Linked DNA regions of Homo sapiens: region 2 is linked to region 1. Evidence: chromatin contacts called from ENCODE Hi-C or POLR2A ChIA-PET data. All regions are on one chromosome and are shown on one strand. The core of a region is the stretch at or near the end of the contact, and the rest is flanking DNA. Distances in the headings are between cores, read along the strand shown. Region 1 has its middle 43 kb from the start of LINC00261. Region 2 has its middle 87 kb from the start of LINC00261.

What was found. Hi-C counts contacts between places; a loop is a spot of excess contacts on that map. ChIA-PET counts read pairs that join two places held with the same protein, here RNA polymerase II (POLR2A). Pooled maps may share reads with other maps.
Region 2: a map of HepG2 shows a loop between it and region 1 (4-fold over the local background). The contact joins two enhancer-like sites. A Hi-C loop is called at or near these places in 2 of 168 maps with a recorded cell type or tissue (Caco-2 and HepG2) and 1 of 50 pooled maps. POLR2A ChIA-PET finds 5 or more read pairs at or near these places in 5 of 52 experiments (A549, Caco-2, HepG2 and 1 more).

What each region holds. Positions count from the first base shown.
Region 1 is chr20:22,531,539-22,538,879 of GRCh38, reverse strand. No RefSeq gene overlaps it. Among named protein-coding and RNA genes, the nearest start is that of LINC00261, 43 kb to the left of the region's middle. RefSeq lists a silencer at 4,575-4,869. Within about 2 kb of position 4,684, at least 2 of the 41 ENCODE cell types and tissues checked have a DNase peak (open chromatin) inside an H3K27ac peak, as active enhancers do.
Region 2 is chr20:22,488,504-22,495,605 of GRCh38, reverse strand. No RefSeq gene overlaps it. Among named protein-coding and RNA genes, the nearest start is that of LINC00261, 87 kb to the left of the region's middle. Within about 2 kb of position 5,110, at least 10 of the 41 ENCODE cell types and tissues checked have a DNase peak (open chromatin) inside an H3K27ac peak, as active enhancers do.

The sequences.
Region 1 (7,341 bases), core at 3,435-5,934:
GAAGAGGAAGAGGAAGAAGAAGAAGAAGAAGAAGAAGAAGAAGAAGAAGAAGAAGAAGAAGAAGTTGAAGAAGAAGAAGAAGAAGAAGAAAAAGAAGAAGAACTAGAATGATCTGTGTAGGTTTGGCCTAAGGGTGGAGGGCAGGAAGGTTAGGGAAGTAAGAACCTGACCATCATTTCTGATGAGCAAGAAAGAGGCTTTATTATTTGGAAAGGCAGCTTAGTGTTGGTTAGGCACAGCGGCTCATGCCTGTAATCCCAGCATTTTGGGAGGCTGAGGCTTCAGGATCGCTTGAGCCCAGGAGTCCAAGACCAGCCTGGGCAATATATCGAGACCCCATGTCTACAAATAGCAATAAAAATATTAGCTGGCACCTTCAGTCCCAGCTGCTCCACAGGCTGAGGTGGGAGAATCACTTGAGCCCAGATTCCAAGCCAAAATCCTGCCACTGCACTCTAGCTTGGGTAACAGAGTGACAGCCCATCTCAAAAAAAAAAAAAAAAAAAAAAAAGAAAGAAAAAAAAAACCCTCAAACTTTGATGTCGGCCAAACTGGTGTAAAATTTTAGTTCTGTATCACTCTGGTTGTAGGATGTTAAGTGACTTGCTTAACCTCTCTGATTTTTGTTTCCATATCTGTAAGACATAGATAAGAAAACTCCCTGTCTCATAAGTTGTTATTGTCGTCAATTAAAATAAGGTGATCTATGGCAAACACCTAGCTCAATGCTTGGTGCTTTGCATGTGCTTCAAAAACTGCTAGCTGCTTTTCTTGCTACTTATTATTTACCCATTCAAGTTTCAAGGGAATGATCACTGGGCTTCTACTATGTATCAAACACTGTTGATATCAACATGAGATAATAATTCCTCTAGAGGCTTAGCCTAATAGAACTGGAAATTGGACCAATATAGTCAAGTGAGTAGAGACTGAATGTAGGGTTTAGTTATTTGCATAGGAGTCATCCTGTGTACATATGTATATGGTATTAATATATATAGAGTGAGATATGGATTGAGACTGTATACATTTACCAGAGTGGGCCTTTTGCTTGTTTTACAGCAAAGATGATGTTAAGTCAAAGATGCATCCTATAAACGATGGAATTTTCAACTGAAAGAAGTAGGATAAATGCAAGACTAATAAGGACATGAGTCAACTCAGAGGCCAAAAGCCAAGCACTTCTCTCCAGAGAGCTGAGCCTTGAACTAAGCTTTAAAGAAATCAGTGAACCGAGTGGGATGAAAGAAGATGAAGAAGGTGGTCTGCATTGAGCAATTAGCCAGTGTCCTAGAGTGTGGTGGTGAAGAACATGAGTTTTTGAATCTAGACAGAATGGTTTTGAAGGATTCTGAGAAATGTGTTGACCTCTTCGGACTCCAGTTGCCTCACTTGCAAGGCATTAATAATTTCTCCATCAAAGATAGTTGTAATGATGAAAAGAACCATTTGTGTAGCTTCCAGTGAGCACCCAGTGCTGGTTGTTTTTATATTTATCCACAGAACTCAAGCAATCCAATTAGTCTGGAGCAGAGGGTGGGGTCAGGGGTGGTGGAGAATCAGATTTGAGAGACAGCAGGGCCAGATGATAAATGGGCTTGGATCGCACCATATGGAATGTGGATGTTATCTCTAAGGTAATGATTAACCAGAGAAGAGTCTTAAGCAAAGAGCACAGAATTTTAGAAAAAGCACCTGGGCACTGAAGAGGACAATAAATTGCAGGAGGTCCTACTGGAGGCAGGGAGAGCAGTTAGGGGAGTTGCAGGAACCAAAGCAAGAAATGGAGCCTGTGGGAAGTGAGACAATGACAGAGGGACCAAGCATAGAGGGCAGAAGCGAGGAACATTCAAGAGGCAGCACTAGTGGCTTGGTTGGCTGTCAGAGGTGATAAGAGGTGGAGGCACAGGCCACTTCCAGGTGTCTGACTTGGGTGAGGTGGGAGAAGACAGGGTGGAGTTGGTTTGTAGAGAAAGAAAATGAGTTCAGATTCATCTCCAGGTACCTGTAAGCCGTCCAAGTAGACATGCCCTGAAGGCAACTACTATTCAGGTCTAGAATCTAATTGAAAGGTCGAGCTGGCGAGGCCAACATGGCAGATGTTGGAAGCATGGTAGAAAAAGCCTTCAGTGGGGATGAGATCACTCAGAGACAATTGGTTAAGAGCCAGCCAGACAGCCTGTTTATATATGCTTCCCTGAGTGATCGACTTCAGGCACACCACTTAACCCTTCTCAGCCTCAGTTTCCTTATCTGCAAAAGGAAAGTGAAAGGATCTGTGACCTTATTTGTGAGTGAAATGGATATCTATATGCAAAGTGCTCAGAGCAGTGCCTGACACAGAGTAAGTCCTCAATGACCTTGACAGTTGTCACTGTGATAAGAACAAGGGTAGACAGTGGACACAAGGGGCCTGGAAGGAACCACAGGTGATGGAGAAAAGGCTGAGGGCAAGTGGCTGACACAGATACAGAGAAGGGTCTTCCAGAAAGGAGGGAATGGAGAAACCTCAAGAACGTTTTAGGCAGAAGCCAAGAGAGGAGACCTTTAGGAGAAACGGAGGGTGCTGGACAGTTTCAGAAGATCCAGAGAGAAACTGAGAAAGGGCCACTGAATCAGACTATTGTGAGCCATTGGCACCTTTGGTGGGGTTAGGTGGCTGGTGGCAGAGGCTGGAGGGGAGAATGAGAACAGAGGGAATAGAGTCAAATAAATGCTTAGCTTAGAAAAGAAATACAAACATATATATGTGTATTGAGCAACATTTAAGGCTGCTGTGTAGAGCAAAGCATGTTATCTCATTTAATACAACACATCCAAAGCATGTTATCTCATATAATACAAAATATTTTGCAGTTGAGTAAACTGAAGCTCAGAGAGGGTGCAAGACTTGCTCAAATTCACATAGCTGGTAAAAACGGAATTATCTTAGACTGACTTAGGCTTAAATTCTAAATCCAAGACCCTTCTCTGGTCCAAGCCTCTATAAGCCTCTGAATTCTCTGGGTCACAGTTATAAAATCTCCAATAGGAATCAGCTCTGAGCGTGGGAGGCTGGAGGGGGAAGCCAAGCAGACACTAGCAAGATGAGCAGGAGGGAAGATGCAGGGTCATGAATCGAGGCCACAGGTCCATTCAGGCCCAAGTGTGGGAGGCATGGATGCAGGGAGCAGAGACCCCACACATGGTTTACCAGAAGTGTCTAAATTCCAAAACAGGTCTCAAAATTGAACAGAGCAAGTAGAGCAGTGTTATTCTGAATCAGCCAAGTTATCACGCTTTGCTCCGTGGGGTAAGCCAGCTAGTGGCGAAAACTGTAAGGGGCTGGGCCATACTGGCAATTATCCCCAGTGATCATGAGTGAGTCAAAGTGAGGGTCATTGGGGGATACTAGACAGATAGTGAAAAGGGGAGACTTGGGAAACCTGGACGCTTACTCAACTTACTGGACAAGGCAAGGCCACAATGCCTTTGAGAATCATTGCAGAAATGATTCAGAAACAGTCAAAACCAAGGCACACTGTATACTTTATACGATTTGGTGCTCAAAACAAACCAGTAAAATTTGTGTGATGACCCTGACTTTATATAGAATAATACTGATGCCCAGAGAGGTTGAGCATCTAGTCTAGGATCACAGAGATAGGAAATGGGGAAATTGGAATTAAACTGAGACTCCCAAGTTTAGGAAAAGAGAGAGGAGCTTCTGATGTCAGAAAACTTCTTAAAATTGTTCTTTTCCCTTCAGAGATATAAACACCAGAGAAGACACTGACTTAAAATTCAGGCTGCCTATTTGGGGTTGGGGAAGTCATTTGGAGCAGGAAGACTTAGTCTATTGATTTCCTTGATTCCAGATGCCAGACTGACACCCTGCTGCTCCCTGGATGTCACTGGAATCACTCTCAGAAGTCACAGAAACGTTGGGTAACCGAGGGACTGTGTCTCAAGGCAGCAGGATGATTATGGTGATGTGTGTGCCACCAGTGCGAGTGTGGCTACGATGTTCTTCATCTCAAAGAATGCCATGGACAACTCATGCGATGGCTCCCCATGGGAGCTGGATTCCAGTTCTGCAGGACACAAGGCCTTTCTGGCTGGCTTTCCAAACATTAGGCCTGGAGAATAACTTCAAGTCCCTGGAGAAGGCTTTGTTCTTTCCCTGCCCCTGGCCTTTGTTCTTGGCAGAGCTAATTAGGCTTAGTGGTTAATTGGCCCCAAAGTGAAGGCAACAATGGCAGAAGCCCTGGTGGCTTCCTCTGCCGGCCTCTCCTCTGCCATGAAGTGGGTAATCTGGGCTGGGGTCTTGGATTCTCAGCTCTTCATCCAAGTTATTTCTTCAGCCACGTGTACAGAATTCTGTCTCTTGCTAAACTCACCCGTTAACGAAGACCATCATCACTGTCTTCAGAACTGGGCTGGAGAGAGCTGGGACAGCTTTCATAGTCTATGAGTTGTGACCACCAGGACTCATTTGGAAAAAAAGCTTAAGTTTTTTCTGTTTTCTGCACTGTAAATTGCCTCTCTCTGTAAGGGTGGAGAAAGTAAGGAGACAACCAAGGTCCCTCAAATGCCATGTGAAGACATTTTATCTTATCGTGTCCTTAAAAGCTCACGTGGCAGGGCCCAGGCTTGTCTAAGCTCAGGAGCAGGCATGCATGCTGCCAGGTGTCCTGGCTGTGAGCTGCAAGTACACACGCCCTCAGTCTGTGAAAAGGTCCATTGTCATCTCTACAGACTGGGCCACAGCTCACTCCCCAGCTCAACCTCTGAAGGTCACCCAGCCCCAGTTATTTGTGGACTCTGGATCATAAGAAAGGCTCCTAGGGATTTTGTAGCTTTAAGTACTTCCTTTTCTACTGTGAGGTTCAGAGAGGCCAAGAAATTCTTCTGAGCGCACAAAGGGGTAACCGGGACCCTGACGCCCTATAATTTTTATCAGGAACCCAGCTAGCCTTGGCCAGCTGCCATCCACAGACATGCAGAATGGATGCAAGTGCCTCTAGGCAAAGCCATCAGGGTTTTGCTCTGCTGCTCTTACTTCTCATTCTTCTCCCACCCCAAATCTCTAGGGCGTGTCTGGAGTCTGGTTTCCTTAATCAATTCACATTGAGGGACCAGAGACGATGCATTCCAAATCTTGAAAGACCATAAACTCTAAAGGTTAAGATGAAGTTGGGGGATCACATAGCCTGGATTGGAATGTGTATTTTACTGCTCACTAGTCATGTGATCTTTTTATGCCTCAGTTTCCTCATCTGTAAATAGGAATAATAGAGCTTAACTCCCAAGGCAGCTCTGAGGATTAAATGGGTTAATATGTGTCAAATGCTTAAAACAATGAGCTGTTATTATCTTTGCCTTTCAAAAGTAGGATATCTAGTGGTGTAATTCTAAGAATGGCTCCTTGAGGGTAAAAAGCTGTGGAGCAAGGGCCTTCTGGGATCCTGCAGTCACAGTCTAAGATTGTCTCAAGAAGTTGTACACCACAGGCCACCAATGACAAGTCCCCTACTCTGTTTTCTGTTTTTTCTTCCCCCACTGGCATTTTCCTGGATGTTTTGTCTCTCTAGGGTGATAAATTAGCAAGTACTACTGACTAACCAATTTTGATAGGATTTTCAAAAGAATAAGAATAGCCAGCCACTCTATAGGGACTTACCATGCAAAAATTTTTCTCACTATGTGACATGCAGTCTGCAAAATGGCCACCAATGATCTCTACCTCCTGGTATTCACAGCCGTGGGTAGTATCCTCCTTTTGAGTAACTTACTTCTGAAAAAGAGAATATGGGAACATTGAGGGGGTGTCTATGATTAGGTTACACAAGACTTCAGTCTTGCTAGTGCATTCTCTCTCTGTCTCTCTATCTCTCTCTCTCACTGTTTAATGAAGCAAGCTGCCATGTTAGAGAAGAGAGGGCAGGAAGAGACTGGGGCAGTTTCCAGTTCATAGCCTGTAAGGGACTGAGGCCTTGAGAAACTGACTCTTACCAACAACCACGTCAGTGAGCTTGGGTACAGATTGTTTCCCAGTTGAGCTTTCAGAGGAGACCCTTGGCCATCATCTTGATATGAGACACCATGGAGCAGAGGATCTGGCTAAGCAGGCCTGCTTTGCAACAGAAACTGTGACGTAAATGTATGTTAATCAAGCCACTGACAGGTGGAGTGATGTGTTACACAGCAAGAAGTAACTGATGGCACACACTAGATTATCGGATTTTATTCCTGCATCATTTTTCAGAGAGATCAACTAACTCCTGCCAGTTCACACAGCTAGTAAGTTGCAGACTAAATATCTGAACCCATATCACAGCTGCTTCTCAGAAGAGGCTACAGAATGTAGGGTCAAAGATTATCTCCTAAGATTTTTGTGCATTTTAGCTTTGGTTTTCTAGAATGATTCCCCTGCTTTCATTGTTTGATATAAAGAAGAAATGAATATCCACTGACTGCCAACCCTTTGCCAGGGACTTTGCTTATGTACTCCAATCCTCCCATGATAAGGTGGGCATCATTAAACCCATTGTACTGTCTTTCCCAGAGTGGGTTTTCCAGACACTGATTCCTCAAGGTGCTCCATGAAAAAAAGGTTCCACAGCTTAATGTGTTTGGGAAACACTGGATGCCCCTCTTGGAAACTGACTTTGCATATGAGTCCCTTAAAGGCCCAGAGGAAATGCAGCAAAGAAATCTACCTAACACACATCCTAATTTTATGAGGCCACAGAAACTCTCATTCATGTAACAACAACACCCTAAGGAATATTTCATAAAATACACTTTTGAAAATACTGGCTTACAGGAAATTTTCCCTCTTGTAGTTTTCTTTTCAATCAAACCCCACAAAAATTTGGTCAAGACAGAGTAACAGTTTCTACTATATAGATAAGAAAACTAAGAGTCAGGGAGTTGTGAAATCATTGTCAAATATTGTTCATCTTGGGATGGTGGCCAATCTCCGCCTTATTTGATGTGATTGGCCACTTCTTTTTGTCTTCTTTCCTCCCTCCCTTCTCCCTCCCTTCCTCCTTTTCTCTCTCCTCCCTCCCTCCCTTCTTCATTCACCTCTCTTCCTCTCTTTCTCGCTCCTGTGGTCACAGAATACATTTTTCAGTAATTAAAAAAATATTTTTTTCTGCACCTGGTTCCACGGTGTCATCTGGAGGCCACTTCTCCTGCTCATTCTTTTTTGCCAAATTCCCCTCACATATCCTCGCCTATCCTGTTGGCAAATGGGTGCATTTCTGTCCACCTTCTGCCCACTCTGGCGCATTCTCCCTGGGTCACCATGTTCCTTTCAGAGCTTCAGCTCACCCCGGAACAGTGGTAGCTTTC
Region 2 (7,102 bases), core at 3,861-6,360, 44 kb after region 1:
ACTCAGCTGAACTTGAGCAGCAGGAGAAGCATCTGGTTTGTATTTAAAGCCATTGTGTAGACAGACACCTTTCTAAAACCCAGGGGTGAGCATTCGCCCCTTGAGAGGTGCATGGGCCTGTGCAGTGCAGGCAGGCACAGCTTGCAGGTGGCCTGGTGAGTTGGAGGGCCTGCACTTTTCCCAGCATCCCCTCCTTATCATGCTGAGAACACTGGACTCCCTGCAGTTCTATGCCACTCCATGGTAGGAACAGCTCTCTTCACTCTGCTCTGCTCTCATGCTCCAGATTGGTTCAGAGAGGATACCGGAAAAGAAATACCTTCCTGTGAGACAGAGAAGGAATCTCCATTTCAAAAGCCTCAGTGTTGTTAGAGTCAGGTATGGGGCATCTCAAATGCCTGTGTTTCTGTGTTTTCCAGATGCCTGTATTTTATATTTTTATAATTTTTTTCATTTGAGATGTAAGATAATTCCCCATTCCATTCTGAAAAGCTGTTATTAACTCGATATGGTATTTTAACATTAATACCATCTACATCTCATGAATATGGTAAAAAATGTACAGAACTGAGAACAGTGGGGAAGCAGAGGAGGCAGAGGGCCTTAAAGTGGGGTCCCCTGGAACACCAGGCATTCTTAGGTCTTAGCAGCCCTCAGCATCTCCCAGAGGGCTTGTGGAAATAGAGTCCAAGGCCCACTGCAGGAGTTTCCGAATGAGAAGGTCGGGGGTGGACCTGACCATATGCCTTACTAACAAGTTCCTAGGGAATGTTGGTGCTGCTGGTGCAGGTATCATCATCTCCTAAGACACTCTGAAAACCAGTGACCTGAGGCTTCCCTTGCTACGGGGGCATGGATGAGTTGAATGGAACTTACAAAACTGACTTTGTGCAAAGAGGCTTTAAGAATTAGCACTTTAGGTGGGCTACCACCATGAATAAATAAACACATGAATTTCACTTCCTGGTTATTCATTCCCATATGACCACAGCCAAGCCAACCAAGCTCCTGGGATATTGGGAAGATGAGTGTCCACACGGGGGAACATGCAAACCCTTTGAGGTGCAACATCCGAGAGCTGATGATGGCTTTCTTGTGCTTTTAAGGTAAACCCACTGGGCATCTGCAGCCTGAGTTTTGCGGAGCCCGTCTCTCCATTCGATAGCATCCTTATATTGCAAACAGAAGGCACCGGAAATAACTGTGGTTTATCCAAGAAGCAGCATCTTTTTTCCCCTTATATTTAGAGGGCCAAGGGCTCTGCTTATACACTGTGTAGACTTCAATTGGCCCCAGTGCTAGCTTCATTTCTCTGCCCTCTGCTTCCCCTTCAGTGAAGTTTGTGATGAAGCATTGGTCATATTCCGTTGGCCCATCAGAGGTCACCTGCAGACATCTCCCTACGTATGGAATACATCCTGTGGGGAGAGTGTATGCCCCAGTGGCTGGGGTGGCCAGAGTGGTGGAGAGTTGACACATCCAGGAAGCATCCTCAATCAATGAAGGACAGGAGTTGGTGGGCAAATAACCCAGCTTCCCTTTTGCTCGTGGACAATCTTGGAGTGGGCTTTGCACAGTTTCTCACTGGGTTCCCTGCAGGGCCGAGCTCCCGTCTCCCACAGCGATGAACTGATCACACACACCTGTCAGTGATTGTTTTCTCTCCTCTCTCCTCTCCATTGCCACGTTTCCTGGGATCACCTTCCACATAAACAATTTGCACTCAAATTCTTGACTTAGGGGGTGTTAAACTAAGATATCCATTATTTTCCCAGAAAATGAGACTATGCACACTACACATCCCTCTTTCTCTTTTGATTCAATCCACTTTAACAATTATAGGAGAATGTCCATATGAATTAATATCAATACTTCACTATCAATATGTTAACTTGACTTGCATTATGTGGCTCATATAGCCATTTAATTGCTGATTATCCCAATGAGAGATTCAGATCACTTTGCCCCCCAAATAACAAAATAATATTCTATTTTATCTTCTTTGGGCACATTGAAATACATTTAATTGAATGCATGCTTAGTCAAGAGCTTTGCCTCCTTCAAAGCCAAAGGTTGTATTTTAGACCAACTGCATGTGGTGGAGGAACAAAGAAAGATTTTTTTTTTAATTTTTTAAATTTTGCCAGTACATAGTAGGAGTATATATTTATGGGATACATGAGACATTTTTATACAGGCATACAATGTGTCATAATCATAGCAGGGTAAATGGGATATCTATCACCACAAGCATTTATCCTTTCTTTGCATCATAAACAATCAAATTATGCTCTTTTAGTTATTTTTAAATGCACAATAAATTATTGTTGACTGTACTCATCCTACGGTGCTATCACATACCAGCTCTGATTCATTCTAACTATATTTTTGTACCCATTGACCATCTCCCCTTTCCCACTCCCCCACTCCCATTTTCCAACCTTTGGTAACTATCATTCTACTTCAAAGATGGAATTTTTAAAAAGTAGAGTCAACTCTAACCTTATGTACAAATCTGTGGTTGAAGAGCTTGTGATCAAATGGAATAGAGAGGTTATAAACTGTGTTCATGCTACCTGTATGAAGAGCATTTAAAAAAATAAAAGCCGATGACACTATGGAGCTGCTCATTATGTTAAAACTGATAACATTATTTGAATTGGGTGCCTTCCACATTCTAACATCCAGGACCTCTGAAATCATCAGCTTTTCCTTCCTCTGGAGAGTTTTCAGATCTGGGGCTAACCTCTGCCAGGATGAAAGTACTTAGGCATTTCTTCATACAGCAGTGAAATGCCATACACTTTCTCTCCCTGAGCTGTGTTTTTTTGTAGTACATGTTGTGCCTTCTGAACTGCTTCTCAGTGGCAGGAACCATATTACATCTGTCTTTGCTCCCTCTAGAGCCAAGTGCTCTGCAGTACATAGAAGGTGCCCAGTAAAATTGAGGGAGGATGGACAATTTCCTTAAGAATGAAACCAGGCCACAAGGTGCATGAAGTAGCATGCAATGGCAAGCTGTCACTCCATCCCGAAATAGTGGCCACACAATCACATCCTTCTGGGATCTATTGATCCGTCTGTTGTTTCACTTCCAAGTCAACTTTTGCTTCCTCATTTGCTAAAAAAAAAAAAAAAGATAGCAATACAATTTGACATCATCCAATATGCCCTAGATGTTGTAAAGATCAATTGGATATGATCTTTAAAGGTATTTTGACGCTGGAGAAAGGGAGATATGAGAACCATTGGCAGTACCATGCATTTAGTGTAATACGTTTACTGGCAATGCCTTTATATATCATCAGCAGCCATCAGCAAAATTTTCATGTGTACAGTTCCTAGAAAAAAATCTCTGCTCTTTAATTCCCTCAAACTTTAAAATCTCTATTCTTTATTAAGCCAGGTTTCAAAGATGCTGATTTGCTTGTTTTCAACTACTCTTAAAGGACAATGGTGCATTTGTGGTTTATGTTTTTGAGAAGGCTAGTGGTAAGATGGTAGCACAAATCTGAAGAACATTTTGAGCACGCTGGAGGCCAAGCATAAAATCAGAAGGTTGGGATATCTCGTTCTTGGGAGGGTGGTGATTTCAAATAAAAGAACCGAATTTGGGAGACCAATGTGGGCAGATCACAAGGTCAGGAGTTCAAGACCAGCCTGGCCAATGTGGTGAAACCCCATCTCTACTAATAATACAAAAATTAGCCAGGAGTGGTGGCATGCGCCTGCAGTCCCAGCTACTCAGGAGGCTGAGGCAGGAGAATTGCTTGAACCCAGGAGGCGGAGGTTGCAGTGAGCCGAGATCGCACCACTGCACTCCAGCCTGGGCGACAGAGCAAGACTCCATCACAAAAGAAAAAAGAAAAAAAAAAAAGAACTGGTAGCTGGAAGGTTTTAATGTGGTTCTCATTCACCCTAGCTCCAGTCATGTTGACACACAAGCTACTTACCATTAAGGATGTTAAGGTGAGGTTTTCTATTTAAAAAAATTGCTGTCAGGGACACCTGCATTTTACTTGCTGAGTGGAAATATTAGAATATACCCGTGGGTGACTCTCTAAGCTAAGTTTTGGAAAGAAAACACCCCACTGATGTTAGGGCAAAACAATCCATCCTTGGTACACATCCAAACAAACAAAAAAAAAATTCAGCTTAGCTTTCTAATTTTTTTTTTTTTTTTCCTAGCTGGGGGAAGGATGACACAGGGGAAGAGAGGATTATGGGCTTTATAATCACACATTTCCTAGCCTTGCTTCGCTGAACTCAGGCAGATGCTTTGCAGAAACGTGCAGGATTCCAGGCAGGTGGGTGATCAACCAGAACAAGGCCTAAGGAGTGGGGGCACAGCGGGCAGCAGGAGGGAGCTCAGGGGGCAGGCAGGCTTCAGGTTGATGGCAGCACCTGGGTCCAGGCTGGGCTCTGGGCTCTGCCAGGGAGCCTGGAGCCAGGGGTCTCATTAGTACCTGGCTAGGACTGCAGCCGGCTGATGGCAAATACAGGCTATCAAAGCCCTGTCAGCACTCCTGAATGGGACAAAGAAAAGGCGCATTAATGATTAACTCTGCTAAAAGCTCCGGCTTTTGTATTCCCATGGTGCCTGGCCTATCTGGCTGCCATGTGACCGGCCCGGGCCATTTTCTCGCAGATTGGGGAAAGCTAGTGAGCAAACACAGGTGGTTCTGTGTCGGCCGCGCTGTCAGGGACAACCGCGGACAGCACCAGCTATGCCTGGTGAAATTAGCTGCTGTGTTTGCCTCCAGTTTTGCTTCCTGGTGCTCTTACTTTCTAAGTCGAATGTCATTTTGCCACTCATTTTCAACTATTCACAGGAGGTGCTAAAAAGGGGGAAAAGGCCCCCACGCAAAAATGGGAAAGGGAGACACACAACATCATGTTCTTTGAACTCTGCAATAACGTTTGGCGACCAAAGGCGAGGGCAGGGTAAACTAATTAAAACCTCTCAGGTCTTTAACTTTCTGCAAGAGCAAATTTATTCTTCTCAAAGGGAATTATTTTAGTGATCCTGACCAAATAAGCAAGCTACAACAATGACGTCATAAGCCTGCTGGCATGGACCCAGCTCGGCTCCCTGTGCCATGGGGCCTGGAAGAACCTGCTTTTTAAAATGGGCCGTGGCACTAGCGCCCACCCGTACAAGCCGGGCAATGAGAGGGTGCCCTTCCAAGTCTGACCCTGCCTATTCGTGGTTCAGAGTCAAGGTCCCTCTAGTGGCATTATTTGTTTAAATGCATTTCTTCCTTGGTCTACATCAGACAGACCTTCTTTTTCCTGTTCAAATATTTATATGTGTGTATTATTGCACGCGGCTTCAACTGCTCCCAATCACACCAGCGGCCATAAAGCACAGATTATCAGCATGAGGTGATAAAGGCCCTTTGAGTCAACACCAGAAATGAAGAGAAAATGAAATAAAGTTATAAAAAGAGGACAGCATAAATGTCTACAAAGAGTATATCAGTCTGCAGATATTCAAGCAATTAGCTACAATAGGAAAGACATTTTATCCAAACTAAAGTACCGCTGACATGATTAACAACGTTTGATATTTAAATATAACATTCTGCCAGATTCCCAGTTAAGAAAGAGGGCACTTGCGAAGTCTTTGGATTGGAATGCAGTTAGTTCAGTGTTAGTGAATATCAGCTCAAACACAGCCGTGGTGTGTGCTGCGTTGCTTTCCAATGGACGCTGACCACAGAATAAATGTGAGCAGTCTCTAGCCCCAAATGGCAGGGTGAGGCTGCTGTAATCTCTCAGCGCTGTTGGTTTGAGGTTTGTAGTGGTGTTTATTCTTGCTCCTTCCTCGTGGTTCCTAAACTTTTGATTTTTGTGAAATGAAGGAAATATGGTTATAGGCCCCAGCTGCAGGGGAGACTTGGTTGCCCCTGGGTATAAGCACCTCAGTGTGGATTTCCATGTCATCAAGCAATTTTAGCAGATACATTTTTTTGAAGGGGGCTGACAGTAATTGGTTTTTCTTTGCAAGTGCTGATAGGCAGGCAGTGGTGTCACTCTTGCCCGAATTACTTAGAGCACAAGCATCATACATAAAAACCCTTTATTTATTTGTTTATTTATTTATTTCAAACCAAAAATAAACAATTATGAAGAGCATGTGGCCAAAATGAAAACTCAGCTTTTGGTTTATTTCCAATGCCTCCTTGCTCTCCAACATCTTTATGTTGTTTATCAAAACCATAAGTTAGTTCTGTGAAAATCAACATACTGACAAACCTTTAACTAGATTGACCAAGAAAAAGAGAAAAGGTGAACACCATCAATCAATACCAATTTTGGCCATATCCCGGGCAATAAAACAAATCTCAAAAAATTATAAGAATTGAAATCATAGAGAGTGTGTTCTCTGACTGCAATGTAATAAAAATAGAAATTAATAACAGAAAGATAAGAGGAAAATCTTCAAATACTTGAAAACTAGACAATACACTTCTAAATAACACATAGGTCAAAGAGGAAGCTCCAAGTTAAAAAAAAATTGAACTGAATAAAAATGAAAATATACATCAATGTTTGTGGTACACAGCTAACGTGGTGCTAAGAGAGACAGACATTTATCATTCATAGTACTAAGTGCACACATTAGAAAAACAATTCTCAGCTCAATAATATAAGCTCCTACCTCAAGAACCTAGAAAAAGAAGAGCAAATAAGTCCAAGGCAAGAAGAAGGGATAAATTAATAAAAATACAGTCAGTACTGAATGAAAGTGAAAGCAGAAAGCAATAAAGAAAATCAATGAAAAAAAGAGTTGATTCTTTAAAAAGATTAATAAAACTGACACACCACTAGCAAGACTGACAAAGAAAAGGAGAGAAGACACAAAATACCATCTCAGGAGTGAAGCAGGAGAAATCACTACAGACCTTCCAGACAGCAAAGGATAGAAAGGAAATACTATAAACAACTCTACACACATAAGTTTGACAACTTAAATGAAATGGGCAAATTTCTTGAAAAAAAAAAAACGTAATTTACCCAATATGAAACAGAAAATTTGAATACTTTTATAACAATGAAGGAAATTGAAATTTTAATTTAATAACTCCCCAAAAGAGAA